Linked DNA regions of Mus musculus: region 2 is linked to region 1. A link is a loop called in an ENCODE intact Hi-C map of the cell type or tissue named here. Cell type or tissue: left cerebral cortex. All regions are shown on one strand. Links, peaks and the distances in the headings refer to the core of each region. The heading gives the core; the rest is flanking DNA.

Region 1 (2,916 bases), core at 268-2,767:
GTGCTTCAGAGGGAAGGTGACCACAAGGATAAATAATCCAGAACTTAGGCAGTTTCATGAATGGCTGAGAACAGTGGTGATCTGTCAAAGACTCAGGAGTAGAAAGTTATGTAGGACAGCTGTCTTCTAATGCTGAAAGACTTCCCCTTGGGAGCAAACTTCAGCACCATCTAGAAATCCCCTGTGAGTTCAAACAACAAGAGCCAAGTAGAGAAATCACAGAGATTCGGCGTCATGCTCACCAGAGCAGAGTTGGATACAGTGTGTGCTTTCTAGTATCTACCCAAGAATGCAGAGAGCACCAGCCATCAGGAACAACCAAGTACTGGCCCAGCTGCTCACATCAGAATCAACACAGCAAACAGGGAGGGAGAAGAAGTCAAGAAGAGAGAGGAGTCGACAAAGTTTTCAAGATTTGGTGTCAGAGAGGATGAGCCACTCGTAAGGAAGCTGGCTAGAACAAGGCCGGGGCTTAGCAACTATCAGCTGTCTCCTCCAACTGAAAACAAAAGAGAGTGATCGGATCCCTTTTCGGTTTTTCTTTCCCAAATCCTAGATGGTACTTAACATTCCTAGGCTTGAACATCACCATGCTTTTGTGCGGTTTGTTTGTCTGTTTGTTTGTTTTTACTCTAAAGCTCTTTGCTTCTATTTGCTCTAGTCCATTAAATACTAGAGCAACACCCAGGAACAGACTATGAGAGGACACACCTTCCATCTTCTGAATCTCCTCTTGGAACCCCCGCCCTGAAACACTGCTATGTTCACTCTCTAAGTTTCCCTTTAACCAGCTGGTTATTCTACTTACGGACCTTGCTGTCAGGCAACAGGCACTCCATAAATAATGTCTGAACTAAAGTCCGGAGCCAGGGTACCTTGCTATACGTTCACCTCAGCAATAACACTGGGTAGAGGTTCTTAGCAGAGAAAGGCACAAGCCACATAAAGTAGAGTCATGCATTTCAATTTGATTAACAATTTTAGCACAATAACATTAGAGAGGTGTCCTCTGACCTATCGAGTTCCTAAATGTTGTGAATTCCTTAAACTATGCCGCCCTCTTCTGGTGTAAGTGTCCCATTACAAGCCTACTCATCTGTTTGTAAATTCAGTTTAGATAATCTCTTCTTGTATATTCAATCTTTTCTCCTATTGCATTTCTACAACTTAAGGATATAGATTTAACATTTAAACATCCCTTTAATGCTTGATAATACAACTTTTATTTATTTATTTATTTTTCCTTTTTTTGTTTTCCATAGTTTAGTATTAATAATAATCATGGTCATGCTGACATTTTGAATGCTTGGATTCCTGTATTGTCTCTAAAACTGAATAATTTTCTTGGCTTTCAGTTAAGGGCAAGTGTTCCTGTTTCTGATGCACATTGAAAAGCTCGCAGGGAATAATAAAGTTATAAGCAGGAATAATCGCTTAACACAGTTTTCCCGGGTCTCATCCTCAGCTCTGTGTCTATGAAAATCTCTGTGCTCAAAGGCATCAAAGGAAACTGAGATGCCATCTAGTGCTTGGGAAAGAAAAGGTGCTCAACTCTGTTCGTTGCAGGCTAGATTTCTCAAACCTATGCAAAGGTGCCACCTAGTGGCCGAGAACAGCATCACAGCTTTGCACCTAGCTGCTTTGGGAAGCGGGGTGACATTGTTAGCACCTGTATGCTGTCATTTGGGGTATGGATACATTGTGGCTTTAATTTGTCAATGCTTCCACTTACAAATTAAGAGGAATTTGCATTTTAATTAGCAAAACTGATCCCATACTGAGATAAACAAATGTTATCCTCTCAACTCTGAGTAATTAGACAGCTTTCCCTTCTGAGTTATAATTTAACCTTTTCCACACTCTGTTGTGCCTCTCAGCCCTTTTGTTCCTGAATCACACATAAATTAAATTTCCTGTAAGAAAGTCTGTTTTGGAAAAAATCACATGTAGATGCTGTGACAGATATTCTGACAGAACCCCCAGTTAACAGCCTCTATCTAGTGCCTGCCACCATGATAGTGAACATCTGGAATATACAGTCACTTATTGTGACCACAGACTCAACCAACCGCTAATTTCACAGGCAACTTCCCAGAAGATGTTCTTGCCAAATTCCTGGCCTCCACAATACGGAACAAAAACACCTGTGGCTTTGCAGTGGTGGTGACTAGAGCATCCGTTCTTAGTCTCCTGCTTACTCCTCCAGCAAGGGGGCAACTCCACAAAATGTGATACAGTGGCCTAATGCAGTCATCTTTCTTGGTAGAGAGAAAAAAATGCCTTAATATAGTTTGCTGGTGGTGGATTGGTTTATTTGCGTTTCGGTTTTTTGTTTGTTTTGTTTTGTTTTGTTTTGTTTCGTTTTTGTAGACCAATTTCTGGATCAGAGAAAATTTAGAAGGTACAGAGGATCCACAGATACTACCACCCCCAGCCCCAAACATGCACAGCCTCTCAATGCCAAAAGCCTCACCAGACTGATGCAGTCTTGTGACTGAGGGACTCTCACTGATGCAAGAACACCAGCCACCGTCCACAGGTGACACTGAGGGAATGCTCTTGGCATGCACATTGCACATGACTGCCAACAGAGACTTAAATCTACGGTTGGGTGGCATGGGGCAGTGTTACTGCCCTGAGCATCCCTGTGCTCCAGCTACCCATGCCTTCCTCCTGTTAATCCTGGAAATCATGAGTCTTTTTACTCTCTGCATAGCTTTACCTTTTACAAATTGTTATAGGTTTGCTCTCTCTCTATCACATATGATAATGATTCTCTACCTTCCTGATGCTGCAGCCCTTTAACACAGTCCCTCATGTTGGGGTGACCCCAACCATAAAGTTATTTCATTGCAACTTCAAAACTAATTTTGACACTGTTATGAATTGTAACATAAATATCTGATATGCAGAACG
Region 2 (2,916 bases), core at 267-2,766, 240 kb before region 1:
AGGCTCAGAGAAGACAGGTAGACAGTCAGGATAGACTGGTTCAGGCTTGAATTGGACAACAGGTCAACAACAGGTCAACTGACTGAGCACGAGTTTCCTAGTCTCAAGTATCAAAGCGATTGTGAATTGATCCAAGAGCCCATCGTCTCCGAAACTCCTAATTCTAGATCAAACTAATGGTTTTATGCTGTCTTCAGTGTGTGCCCTACAAAGCCTCTTTCCAGGAAAGGCATGACATCCCAGGGGACATCCTCCCTTGAACCGCTGCTATCATCAAAAGCTGAAGGTAACTCCTTAGGCTGATAAGTCCATTGCTGATTAAAGACTCCATGACCAATTAGAGGTTATAGAAGATGTTTCTGGATTCTTGCACCTCCTGACCTTTCAGAGGACCAGCCGAATGGCACGGGGACTTTCAGGACCAGGCAGTTGAATCCAAATCTGTATTTTAAATCAAAGGCTCATTAAAGTTTGCGAAGCACAGGACCAGGTGATGCTAAAGAGACTAGCTAGCATACTGATGTAGTGCGGCTTTGCAAAGGTCCTATAGAAAATTTGGACAAACTGGGATGTTCAGGGAGGGGTATGCGGGAGTAGCCCGCAGGGGGATGGTAGAAGGAAAGTGTGATCCGATTGGCTGTTTTCTCCAGCTCGGGCGTGCAGACACTCCCTCCACACTCCCCCTTTCACCCCCCTCAATTGCTACAGCTTTCCTACAGCGGGCTGCTCCTAAAACCCGGAGCAGCTGAGTGGTCTCAGCGGACAGTCCTCCTAGGGGCGAAGCCAGGCGGCTTGGGCATGCTCAGTAGCTGGGAGAGGTTTGGGAGGAGAGTAAAAAGCTTTGACTCTGCCCCCACCCCCTCCTCTAGCCCCCGCCCCCCTTGCCCCTTCCCAGCCGTAGTAGTTCCCTGGCGTGCGCCCGTGGAGAGCAGGAACATGGCGCTTGGAGCGATATAACAGATGTAGCAGCAGCGGAGAAGCAGATGAGGTACCGCGACTTCTCTGCTGACAGCCAGCCACCAGGTAGGCAGGAGCACCGGGCAGGTCGGCTTATGGGTAGCGGCTCCAGAAGGGGCGCTTGCCAAGATGCGCACGGTTGCTACACCGGGCATCTGGCTTTGCCTAGAGAGGATGCGAAAGGAGACCTCTATGACAGCACAATTGATTGTGCATCTCCTAGGAGATGCCAAAGGCTGGGGACCTCTGAGAATGGGCAAGGGATCCAGGGTCCGCCCACTCCCCAACCCCCAATCTTTGCGATATCATCCAGCTTGGGCTCTTCACCGGTCAAATAAAGGATAGCGCTCTTATGCTAGGATGGAGGGCGTAGGAGATCACCCTGGATGCCAGCTCTAGGAGTCTGCTGGTACCCCGAAAGGCTAGCAAGCCCAGCAGCAGTTCTTTGTGTATGCACTCGCGCACGCCCTGCCGGTGATACGACAGTGCCTGCTGCTCCCAGGGAGTGCTGGATGCATTGCCAGGGCAGGGTTCCCATATGGTTTTTGTCTTTTAGCAGGTGTGGACCACCAGATGCAATAGCGGAACCTTTATGGGACTGTGTTTTCCTTTGTTGTTTGTCTCTGTTCGCTTAGTGGGTTGCAATGGATTGGGAAAGAACTTCTGCTTGTGAACATTGGTGGACAGAATGTGGAAGAGAATATCACTTCCAAACTCTGGTTAAAATTCTGTACAATGTCAGTCTCCTAGAGGATAAACTTGGAAAGTCTCAGGACTGTCAAGTGTCCAGTTTAGGGCACAAATGTGAGCATCCGTTTTGAAACCGAGTGTGTCTGGAGCTTTCCATTGTGATAGGGTAGAAGTTAATTTGCCAGCATTCATATCTCAATTAAGGGAGCCCTAACCTTTCAAAGAACTGAACAGATCTTTTAAATATTAGAGTAGTAAAGAAAAAAATGTCTTGGCCAATAATTGATAACGACTTGGAAAACTGGATACACTTCTGGGGAAATAGGTACTTCACAAAACATCAGAGACCCTCTTGTGGCATTTGGTGTAAAGGCAGCATCTTTAATTTACAGATGGACACATTACTCCCTGAAGAAGTCCCTCCTACACAAGCCTTCTTAAAGTTGACATTCTGCAACAACAGATGTGACACCTTACAGTTGTATCTGTTATGATTAGCAGCATAGCCCCCTGAGAGGGAGGAAAGGTAAATTTAGAACACACCTTCATCCCCTGTTTTATCTTTTCAGGCTGGGCATCTGTCTGTGAATATGAAGTTTAGATACTTTCCTCTGCACTTACACTATTTATTCTTATGATCTCCTTAGGTGGCAAGAATGAGTCAGTATTGTGATAATGAAACAGAGACTGCAGGAGGGAAATGAATTTAAGTAGAGTAAAGCTATAAGTGTCCAATCTGATAACACCTTGACTTTGAATACACGTGTGCAAAGCAGAACTTCTAATGAAAGCTGTAGAAGCTAATGGCAAGTTCATTGACAATACTTGTAGTAGAATAAACTTCGTGTTCCTCTGTGAATAAGAGATTGATTGTACTCAGTCCTTGCAACTTATCATTTAATTAACAAACGTGAGTTTTGATTGTAGGCATTGAAAGCCGAGGTTGCCAATGCCTTTCCTACATCCTCAGAATATGCTGCAATGGACAGGCACCAGAGACAGATGTTCTGGAATACAGTGTCATTTTAGTGATGAGATAAAGCTAAATTTGAACTCTGGTTCCTCCGTATTTAGGTGTGGGATTTTGTGGAAGTGATTTAATGTATCAGCAACAAAGACTTGTGATTCACAAAGCAAAGCCCACATAAATGGATAGATGTAGACATTAATAATAATACAAAGAAACTGGGCATGGGGAAATCTCTTTGAGAAGGACATGTATGTGTTTGGAACCCATGTTATATGTATTTGCTATGCAAGTCAAATTCA

Evidence for each region. A loop is a pair of places that touch in the nucleus more often than their neighbours do. Peaks named below come from ENCODE experiments on the same cell type or tissue, not always from the same donor. Only the 100,000 strongest peaks of a DNase experiment are listed, where the experiment ranks them.
Region 2: it touches region 1 in a loop (4-fold over the local background); 5 of 42 quality-filtered maps call a loop at or near these places.

The regions. Positions count from the first base shown.
Region 1 is chr2:136,147,842-136,150,757 of GRCm38, reverse strand. All of the region lies in intron 3 of Pak7 (p21 (RAC1) activated kinase 7), which reads left to right. All of the region lies in intron 3 of Gm14218 (a long non-coding RNA gene), which reads right to left. Among named protein-coding and RNA genes, the nearest start is that of Gm14218, 12 kb to the right of the region's middle. In left cerebral cortex, for the core only: CTCF peaks have their summits at 1,055 (motif pointing left) and 1,599 (motif pointing left); DNase peaks (open chromatin) are centred at 427, 637, 1,037 and 1,554; H3K27ac peaks cover 329 bases.
Region 2 is chr2:136,385,761-136,388,676 of GRCm38, reverse strand. Pak7 (p21 (RAC1) activated kinase 7) reads left to right here and starts at 710. Exons shown (of 10, transcript NM_172858.2): 1 at 710-1,023. In left cerebral cortex, for the core only: a CTCF peak has its summit at 1,411; DNase peaks (open chromatin) are centred at 698, 1,178, 1,377 and 2,305; H3K4me3 peaks cover 2,500 bases; H3K27ac peaks cover 2,420 bases.